Regions from separate parts of the Homo sapiens genome. Here region 2 is linked to region 1. A link is an interaction called in ENCODE POLR2A ChIA-PET data of the cell type or tissue named here. Cell type or tissue: Panc1. All regions are shown on one strand. Each heading gives the region's core, and the rest is flanking DNA. Links, peaks and the distances in the headings are about the cores only.

Region 1 (5,377 bases), core at 284-5,283:
AGCGGTGGAAGATGAGGCCAGACGGTTCAATGCATCTCGAAGGGTCTGGAGACCATGTAAAGAGCTTAGTCTTTGTCCATTTGGAAGCCATAGAGGGTTTTAAGCAGGGAGTTGATGAAGTATTTTCCCAAGCAGATGCCTTTGGTTGTGTCAAGGGGAGGCAGGGGACAACGTACCCACAGGGTGGTGAGTTGGGGTTGCCTAAGTAGACTAAATAAACAACGATGGTGGCTACCAGCACCTCTCCCTTGACCCTTGATGGTGTACCAAGGTGGAGAAAAGACAGCAGAGTCGGGAAAAAATTTGGAGATCGAATCAAAGAGTCCACATAATTTGCACATGGCTCGGATACAGGCTGTGAAGGAAAAAAGGTGAATGGAGGGTTTTAGGTTGAGCAACCTGGGTCATGCCCCTCACTGAGATAGAGAAGACCAAGGGAAGAGTAGATTTCAAGGGGGAAATCAAGAGTTCTGTTTGGGTGGATTAAATTGGAGATGTCTCTTACTCGGACAGTGCCAAGGAGTCAGGCGGATAGAAGTCTGGAATTGGTGGCCGAGGCCAGTTTCCCACGGGGCTCCACCCGTACCCAGATGCCTCACAGGGGTGGGGAGGAAGTGTTGGCTCTCACAGGGCCATCCACTCTGGACAGCTGACTCAAGGCTGCTAAGAAGTCACTGCCAGTCCCCCAAACCCTATCTCTAGGCTAGGAAGGTGGCTTTGGAGCTGTCAGCATTCCAGTTGGACCTTCCTTCTGGAGTCCCTCCCTAGTAAAAGCAGATCTAGCTAATAACCCCAGAACCGAGGGCGGGAGTAGGAGATGTGAAATATGGGAATAATAATAAAAGCCTATGTTACGAGACTGCTTGTCTTGGTCCCGAGCTTCTTCATAAATAATCTTCACCTCAAATTGCCTACACACTATGGCAGATCAACAACATGGGTTCAACTAGCTCCATTTCATTGATGAGAAAATGGAGGTTCCAAAGAATTGAGTGACTTTCCCAAGGTCACGCAGATGATGAATCCAAGACTCAAACCTGAGCCCTCTGAGATCACACCTACTGCGCCCTGCTCAATAGTAAGCCATCTGCCGCCAGAAAGGTCTTATTTTGAGAGAGCCAGCAGCAAGGGCTCTGGAGCCAGATCACCAGGGTTCAACTCCTGACTTGACCACTTGAAGGTAACGTGAGCATGGGCAAATTAGTCAACATCACTTGCTTCTGTTTCCCATCTATAAAATGGGGACAGGAAGAGTGTTCACTTCAGAGGATCAACATTTATAAAGTGCTTAGAACAGTGCAGGAAGGGCTATACATGTGTTGGCTACTACTGTGCTCATTACTTTCATATACACTAAACAGAGACGTGGGGACTGCCTAGAATCTGGAGAGAAGATCCAGCCCTCTCATGTAAGATATGGAGAAACTGAGGCCCAGATAAGGGAATGGAGGCAGCCTCTTAGACAAGTTGGGCCCAAGAATCTGGCTGGTGGAGGAACTCTCCCTATTCTCTGAAAGTCACCCCAAGCCAGACTATTTTCAGGAGATGAACTTCCAAGCTCGATATACCCTTAATTCATGTGGAATTTCAGCTCTGGGCTCGGCTCCCAGGAGGAGCCCCTCCACCCCTTTATGAAAATAGAGCGGAGTCATTCGGCAAAACCTCAAGCTAATGCTTTTAAGGAACTGGCAGGTTGAAACAGGAAACTGTTCTAAGTAGAAACCACAGAAACAGCACATGCTTGCCGCTGCCGGCTGCCGCCTGGATCCTTGCCGGAGGCCCCAGGGATAGGGGAGCTGTAGGCCGTGCCACGTGAGGGGGCCTCAGGAACCTAGCCCTGGTGCTGCTGACCGTACGTGGCCATGTGACAGCAAATGCCACGTCTTGTGGGCATATTTAAAGGTCAAAGCAAGGTGGGGTGGTAACCAACAGGCTACCAGCATTAGACACACAGAAAGCTAGTGTCGGAGCAAACCTGCTCCTTTCTATGCAAGCCCCTCATGTTGTATCTGTTAAAACTGAGGCCCAGAGAGGGGAAGAAACTAGTCCAAGTCATCCAGCAAGGAGTGGTGAAGCAGGATAGGAAATCTAGACTTTCTAGCACCTAAGCCAATGCTATTTAACAACAGTCAGTGCATTTCCTGCCTTCCATCCATTCACCTCTTCCAATATAGGGTACTTTTCTGTTTTGTTTTGTTTTGTTTTGTTTTGTTTTAGAGATAGGGTCTTGCTATGTTGCCCAGGGTGGCCTCAAACTCCTGGGCTCAAGTGAGCCTCCTACCTCAGCTTCCCATGTATCTGGGACTACAGAAGGGTAATTTTGTAAGAGCATAAATTCCAGGTCAGAAGACCAGAGTTCAACAAAGACTCTGCCTATTCCCAGCTGAGTGATCTTAGGCAAGTTACCTAACCTTTCTGTGCCTCAGTGTCTTCTTCTCCTTTTCCTGTTAATAAAATGAGGGACAGTAACATTACTTATCTAATAGGATTTCTGGAAGGATTCAGTGTGATAATCTATATGAACCTCTTCGTATAGTGTCTGACAAATAGTAAGAGCTCAATAAAGTTTTTATTTTTTTCATGTATTAAATGCCCAGTAAGTGACAGCCACATTGTCACAAAGAGATCAGTCAAGTGTCGGGGACAGAGAGAGTAAATTTTGACATGTCTAGAAATGGCGCAAGAGAGGGAAGGATGCCATTAGGACTCTGGCATCCTGAAAAACCTGGCCCCAGGGAGGAGAGGGCTGCTGAGAGGAGTAGGCCAAACACCTCTTCTGGGCCGAGCGCGGTGGCTCACGCCTGTAATCCCAGCACTTTGGGAGGCTGAGGTGGGCGGATCATGAGTTCAGGAGTTCAAGACCACCCTGGCCAACATGGTGAAATCCTGTCTCTACTAAAGATACAAAAAATTAGCCAAGTGTGGTGGTGCACACCTGTAATCCCAGCTACTTGGGAGACTGAGGCAGGATCGTTTGAATCTAGAAGGTGGAGGTTCCAGTGAGCCGAGATCGCGCCATTGCACTCCAGCCTGGGTGACAGGGTGAGACTTTGTCTCAAACAAAACAAAACAAACACAACACAACACAACACAACGCAACACAACACACCTCTTCTGTGCAGAGATGAGAACCCATGCCCAAGGGTTTCTTTCCACCACAGCAGGTTTTTTTTGCTACTTTGGAGGATGATCCCAGTAAAGCATGCCCTGGTTTCCTGGGAGTGGGGACACAATGCACAGGGTCATCCCCACTCCAGAGCTGGAATGCCAACTGAGGCCATAAAACAGGATTTAACTATTTCTTATGAAACTTGGCACAAACTTTTGCTTTCAGTCTTTAGAACAATTCCCCGTCCCTCCACTCCAAAGATGCCTATGTCCTAATTCCCAGAGCCAGTAAACAGATCACTTTGCATGCCAAAAGGGACTTTGCTGATGTGATGAAGTGAACGATCTTGAGATGGAGAGATTATCTTGCATTCTACGCGTGGGCTGATGGGTCCGTGAAATTAGGAGGCAGAAGAGTCAGAGTGAGAGGAGGAGATGTGATGACTGAGGCGGAGGTCAGAGTGACCTGAGGCAGGGGCCATGAGCCAAGGCATGCAGGCGGCCTCCAGAGCTGGAAAAGATCAGGAAACAGATCCTCCCCTAGATCCTCCAGAAAGAACCAGCCCTGCTGACCCAGTTTAGACTTCTGACGTCCAAACAGGAAGATCATAAATTTGTGTTGTTTTAAGCCACTAAGTGTATGGTCATTTGTTATAGCAGCCTCAGGAAGCAAATATGCTTAGTCAATATTTAGTCTGACGTTGGTCACTGTAGCTCTATTCTCCGCTATGTGTAGTTTGAGTCTTATTTTTTGCATAATCCCCAAAATACGTAAAAGCTCCCCTGAGCATGACATACAAGGCCCTGCTTGCTCTGGCTCCTTCCTGGTACATGCCTCCTTTTCATCTTTTTTATCCTAGGACAGGGTCTTGGAGAAAACAGGAATATGTAAGGTGTGCCATGTGAGGTCTAGTCTTCATATTTCCCATGAAATATTCAATAAAGTCTAGATAATAATAACTAGTAATCCAGTATAGATTTTTATTTTTTTTTTGAGATGAAGTCTCACTCTGTCACCAGGCTGGAGTGCAGTGGCACGATCTTGGCTCACTGCAACCTCCGCTTCCCGGGTTCAAGAGATTCTCTTGCCTCAGCTTCCCAAGTAGCTGGGATTATAGGCATACGCCACCACGCCCAGCTAATTTTTGTATTTTTGGTAGAGACAGGGTTTCACCATGTTGGCCAGGATGTTCTTGATCTCCTGACATCATGATCTGCCCGCCTTGGCCTCCCAAAGTGCTGGGATTACAGGTGTGAGCCACCACACTCGGCCCCAGTATAGATTCTTTTGGGGTACTCAGAGGGGATCCGAACTCTATATCCATATGGGCTTTACAGTGTCATGCCCACAAAATGTGGCATTGTGATCTGGCTGTTGATGACAACAGCTCTCGTCTCCTATCTCTGCCACTCCCTAGTGCATCTGAATCAGCCTTCATTTTCATGTATGAGAGCTCATGTTTTGCAAGGGGGAGGGTGCTGGGATATGACATGGGTTGGAGAAAAGAAGCTTGAACGGGACAAAATGGATCTGGACTTCCCTGGTCTCTTTGTCTGCATTACATCCTCAAAGGCCAGGAGGGCATTAGAGGAAAAACCTGAAGAAACTATTTAAGGGCAACGGTGACACTCTTGTTTCAGCTGAACTGGCCTCTTAAGTGGTTCCTCAGCCTCCATTCTTACTATCCCACAACCCATTCTCAACAAAGCACCCAGAAGATCTTCTACAGATAGAAGACAGAATCATTTGCAGTCCCTTCCCTGTCTAGAACCCTCCAATGCTTGCATTGAAACTGGAATGAAGTTTTTTTTTTTTTTTCCCCAACTGTTACTTTAAGTTCAGGGATACATGTGCAGGATATGCAGCTTCCTTACATACGTGGCCATGGTGGTTTGCTGCATGGATCATCCCATCACCTAGGTATTAAGCCCAGCATCCATTAGTTATTGTTCCTGCAGCTCTCCCTCCTCCCACCTCCACCCTCCTGCAAGGCTCAGTGTGTGTTGTTTCCCCCATGTGTCCTTGTGTTCTCATCATTCTGCCCCCACTTATACGTGAGAACATGCGTTATTTGGTTTTCTGTTCCTGCATTAGTTTGCTGAGGATAATGGCTTACAGCCCCATTCATGTCCCTGCAAAGGACATGATCTCATTCCTTTTAATTGCTGCATATTATTCCATGGTGTATATGTACCACATTTTCCTTATCCAGTCTACCATTGATGGGCATTTAGGTTGATTCCATGCCTTTGCCATTGTGAATAGTGC
Region 2 (5,377 bases), core at 195-5,194, 150 kb before region 1:
GCCATTTCTGACAATACACCAGCCCCAGGACTTCAGCAACTCCAGCTCGTGTCTTCCACTCCTCTGTTCCCCATCTCACTCTCACTGGCCCTCCTTGGCTCCAGCCAAAGTTATCAGGGCCTTGCGTTGCCACTGCGGGTGTTTGTTTTCAGATGATAGCATTCGAGGGGGCTCGACTCAAGAACACCAACCATGGATAAGGGCTGGAAGCAATGGTGTCCCGGAGCTGGCTCAGACTTGCTTATAAGAGGTGATTGTTAAATATTTAGACATCTTGTCAGCCAGTTATTAGATCATTGTTAGGTTGAAATCATTTGTGGTGGAAATATTTATACCCCAGAAACTGGCAAACACAACATATTAGGGTTCCCCCCTGTTTTCCCCAGAGAGCCAGTTTGCCAGCACACCACTGGCTGGAAGACAGTTTATGACTGTTTTCAGTATTCCAGGTAAGGATATGACATGTTGCACAAATGGCTTGATTGTCATTTTGTTAAAATAAAATATTTAAAAGCTTGACTTTAAAGCATCCAAAAAGGACACTCAAATGTTCCACACACATGAGCTGCCTGGGTGACCTTTTCTGGTGCAATCCTCAGAATAAGGCCTCTCCTTCCATCTTGGTTTATTTGGAGATTGCAGAGAAAGCCGGTAAAATACTGGTGATTTTGTCAACACTATGCTATTCAAGGACACAAAATAGAAAGGGAAGTTGGGTGCTGAGGCTAATATAGGACTGAGTTCATCAAAAGGGCCTTATTGTTCTCTTGATGAACTCTATCATACATGTTGTAAATGAAAAGTTATTGAATAAAATTACAGCTAATCTAATGCTACTTTTATCCATGATTTCAAGTTTCCTGTAGGATTTCATGCAAAAGGAGAGTTTTGAGTGGCCCAGTTCACTCATGTTTTGAAAGAGGACACAGCAGCCCCCGAGAGGAAGTCACTCTGTTTTGGTGGTACAACTGGAAAGGAAAAGGAAAGGAAAACTCACAGGGGAAGGAAGGGGTTTTTTTTTTTTTTTTTTTTTGGGAGACAGAGTCTCGCTGTGTCGCCCAGGCTGGAGTGCAGTGGTGTGATCTCGGCTCACTGCATCCTCCGCCTCCCAGGTTCAAGTGATTCTCCTGCCTCAGCCTCCCGAGTAGCTGGGATTACGGGTGCCCGCTGCCACGCCCGGCTAATTTTTTTTTTTTTTTTATTTTAGTAGAGACGGGGTTTCACTATGTTGCCCAGACTGGTCTCGAACTCCTGAGCTCAGGCAATCCTCCCGCCTCGGCCCCTCAAAATGCTGGGATTACAGGCATGAGCCACTGAGCTTGGCTGGGGTTTTTTTATTTTTAAGTTAGGACTCTCATCTCCCTCTCAGGGCCCTTTCCTTGATGAGGAAAGAAGTGAAAGTGTCCAAATTTCATTATTTTGGCAGGAAATAAAACCACCATCGTGAGCCGGGTACAGTGGCTCACACCCACAATCCCAGCCACTCGGGAGGCTGAGCAGGAGGATCGCCTGAGGCCAGGAGTGTAAGATCACCCTGGACAACATAGTGAGACCCTGTCTCTAACAAAATAAAAAAAGTAGCCATGTTTGGTGGTGCACGCCAGTAGTCCCAGCTACTTGGGTGGCTGAGGTGGGAGGATGGCTTGAGCCTAGGAGTTTGAGGCTACAGTGAGCTATGATCACGTCACTGTACTCCAGCCTGGGCACCAGAGACAGACTCCATCTCTTTAAAAAAAATCACCATCGTGTTCGATGCCAACAGCACCTGAACACAACCCACGCTTGCTAGTGTTTCATAACATGCACCTACAGGGGCTAATGTGGTTTAGCCTTGCTGGTTTCTCTGACCTCATCTCCTACCACTTGCCCCCTCCCTCTCTCTTTTACTTCCTAGAACTCACCAAGCTCAGTGTTGCCTCAGGGACTTTGCCCTTGGTACTCCCTCTGCCTGCAAAGCTCTCGCTGCAGCCAGTCCCATAGCTAGGCAGCGCCTTCTCATGATCTGAATAGCTGATGGATCATCCCATCTAAAGCAGCCCATCTGTTACTCCCAGTCATATGCTATTGCATTACTCTGTTTTGTGTTTTTCCTCGCACTTAGCACTGTCTGAAATTATTTTGTATTAATAGTTTTCTATACCCTCCAAAATAATAAGCAAAATATGGGCTCTATGAGAGTAGGGACTTGGTCTTTTAAACTCGCAAATGTATTCCCTGCTCCTTGCACACTAGCAGGTGTTTAGGAACAATTTACTGAATGAATAAAGGGATGCTGACCCTGGTACCTAGGCCCTCTTTTGACCTAAGCGGGTGGTTTTCAAACTGAATTCTATGGAGGGAATGGCGCCATGCCGGGAGCCCGGCTGGGTGGGTCTCTAGATCTCTTTTCTTTTTTCATTCAGAACAGCTCCACTAGGATCTGTTTAATATACTAAGTGTTTTCATTGTTCATTGGACAAAGGGCTCAAAGTCAAAAGAGCAAAGCCAGGTCACTGTTGAGGAAGCATTGGGTGGAAGGTTGGACGCCACATCTTTGGAAGTCCTCTTTAACCCCAATACTTGTGATTCCATGAATGGGACACAAGTCGAGTCAGCTTTGATATTGAGATGCGGTGGCAAGAAGAGAAGGACCATGACAGACGTGTTCTGGCGAGGGAGTGGGTGGGGGTTCCCCAAGCATGGGGGTGGGGGTCTTCCAGAGGGCGGCAGCCTGGTTCTAAGTTCTTCCTGCAGCTGCCTCAGCTACCTGCCCCTGAGTCATGACCTGCGATGCACTGGCTGATGCTTTTAGCTGAGGCCACATTTGAGGATCCAGCATTTTCCGACCACAACTTTAAACATAATGTTTGCTCCTCCACTCACCAAGAGAGCAACGGTCTTGCTCTCTGCGGTCTCATTAAATAGGATTCTATTTTCACAGCACTCACTTTTAGGACATTCTTATTTGCTGTTCCAGGCTCTCGGAGAGGCAGCCCAAGAGGCGCTGCTGCTAAAATGACTCTGGGCACGGTAGAGATGGGGAGATACGGAAATGAATAGCAGCTTTGTTTATTTGGCATGGGACCAGGCAAGAGGAGCTATATTAAAAAATAAATAAAGTTCCCCTTCTTTCCTCAAGACAAAAAACAAAACAAAACAAACAAAAAAAAACAAACCTATTCCGGCTGCGTGGCCAACAACACAATTTCCCTCACAGAACAGAACAGATGTGAGTACATTGAGATTAACTTTGTAGGAAGAAATTTAAAAAAATAAAATAATGATGAGCGGTCGTGGGATAGGGCTGGTGAGGGGGTAATATCAAGAGTATTTGAGATGCCCTCATTAGGAAGCCGGAAATAAAATGAAGCAATGGCCTGAGTATGGTTCTATCGACATATAGACACTCTGAGGCACCCACATATCCACAGGGCTCCCAAGTATTCCTGATTCCCTCTCTCGCAGACCTGGCTTGAGGTCTTCCCACAGTGGGGAAGAGATAATAACTATTAATAGTATGGCCATTCTCTGAGCATTCACCATGTGCCAAGCTCTGTGCCGAGTATCCCGTGCACACCATAATGGATGTAATTCACCATTCTTCCCACTGGCTTCGCTTGTCTGAGCTTCAGTTTTCCCTTCTGTAAATGGGTTTAATCAGATTACCTACCCCAGAGAGCTGCTGTGACAACTGAGTAGGAAAACGCACATGAACTACGAAGCACAGGGCCTGGCACCTAGTATGCGGTCAATAAATACACGGTTTATGATGGTGACTATTTTCCGTAAGGTATTTCAAATTCAAAATGTTAAAACCTGAACCCATTCTCTTTCCCCTTCAAGCCATTTTTTCTTGATTGTACACTTCAGTAATGGAATCGTGATAATCTTGAGTTCTTTTCCCGCCTGGCACAGTCAGTTCCCAAATTCATTCAAGTCTGCCGTTTTTCATATCACTCGACTGCATCCTTATCTCATTCCTCACGGCCTTGCTTCCTGCCTGGGTACAAACCCTTATCATCTCTTCTCTGAACTGCCGCAGTTTCTTCCTAATGGGGCCCTAATCCCCCGCTTCCAACCCCCACCCCTCTCTTCTCTTCACACCACTGCCAGGACGCCTTTTTTCCCTTATGAATCTGACCATGCCTATTCTTTGCTTGAAACCCACCAGTGGGTCTCTCTCACCAAGAAGATAAAGCCTGTATTCTAGAGTGTAGCATGAAACACTCTCATGATCTGGCCCCAGTCTCACTTTCTCTTCCTGGCCTCACTCCAGCCCAGGGCTTGTCCACACTGGCTTCACATTAGCATCACCAGGGGATAATACAATGCCAGCATCTGGGCCTTACTCCAGTCAATCACATTAGAGTCCCTGGGATTAGGCCCTGGGCAGAAGTGGAATTTACAAGCTTCCCGGGTGCTTCGAATGCACTGCCAGGGTTAAGCATCGCTGCTTCCCCCCATTCTGAGCAGCTTGCTTGGGCCTTTATGCTTTTGTGTGTAGGTCCTGCTGTGTTGGACAGTTTGCTCTGCTTTTTCTACCTGCGATGTCTCCTTATCTTTGGAGACACAGCTGAAGTTTCCCACCTTTATGGAAGTCTTCCCTGGGACCCCCTCGAAGGGGCTCCTGTTGCCCATGACATTTCCTGCTATGACAATGTAATCATTTGCTTGCATGGCTAGATTCCTGCTAGAAAGGGACCCCCTTGGGAGGCCCAATGTCCATTCATCTTTGGATCCTCACACTGTTGTGGTTGTCTAAGTACAGCGTCTACACACACTTACATGTTTTTTTGATAAATGAAAATATCATTGGAGATTTGTCCTCCATCATGACTCTAACTGGATTCTCAGCTCTTGGCTTATATTTCTGCTTTAGAGTTTATTCATTCTGCCTTGATCACAGTACATTGTCTACATGATCTTCCTCCACCACCTGTCCTCACTCTGGGAGCTTATTTCCTACCACTTTTTACCTCAAGCACTCACTCCTGCTCCATTGGCCTCCTCCCTGTTCCTTGACCTCCCTGTTCCTGCCCCAGGGCCTTCGTCTGTGCTGTTCCTTCTGCTGTCATGCCCTTCCTCCACATGTCCACATGACTCACTCTCTCCTTCCTTTACATGGCACCTCACAGAAAGGCTTCTCTGATCACATTCGTCACACTCTGCCTCTTACTTGGTGTCTTTCTTTTTCAGAGCCCTTCTCATCTCCTGATATATGGAAGATTTATTTGTTTATTCTTTTCTTCATCTGCTTCCCTCCATAGCATGTAAGCTGCATGGGGCAGGGACTTGATTGTGTTTGATATTGCATCTCCAGTGCCTAGAATAGTGCCTGGCATGTACAAAGTGCCTGGATGCTATAAATACTTCTTCAATACACGAATGAATGAAGATG

The links. ChIA-PET counts read pairs that join two places held together with the same protein. Peaks named below come from ENCODE experiments on the same cell type or tissue, not always from the same donor. Only the 100,000 strongest peaks of a DNase experiment are listed, where the experiment ranks them.
Region 2: POLR2A ChIA-PET joins it to region 1 with 14 read pairs; 2 of 35 experiments call an interaction of 5 or more read pairs at or near these places.

The regions. Positions count from the first base shown.
Region 1 is chr22:32,722,060-32,727,436 of GRCh38, forward strand. All of the region lies in intron 6 of SYN3 (synapsin III), which reads right to left. Among named protein-coding and RNA genes, the nearest start is that of TIMP3, 77 kb to the right of the region's middle. In Panc1, for the core only: no CTCF peak of the experiment used is centred there; no DNase peak of the experiment used is centred there.
Region 2 is chr22:32,572,753-32,578,129 of GRCh38, forward strand. All of the region lies in intron 7 of SYN3 (synapsin III), which reads right to left. It overlaps SYN3-AS1 (SYN3 antisense RNA 1), which reads left to right and starts at 2,187. Exons shown (of 4, transcript XR_001755503.2): 1 at 2,187-5,377. In Panc1, for the core only: no CTCF peak of the experiment used is centred there; no DNase peak of the experiment used is centred there.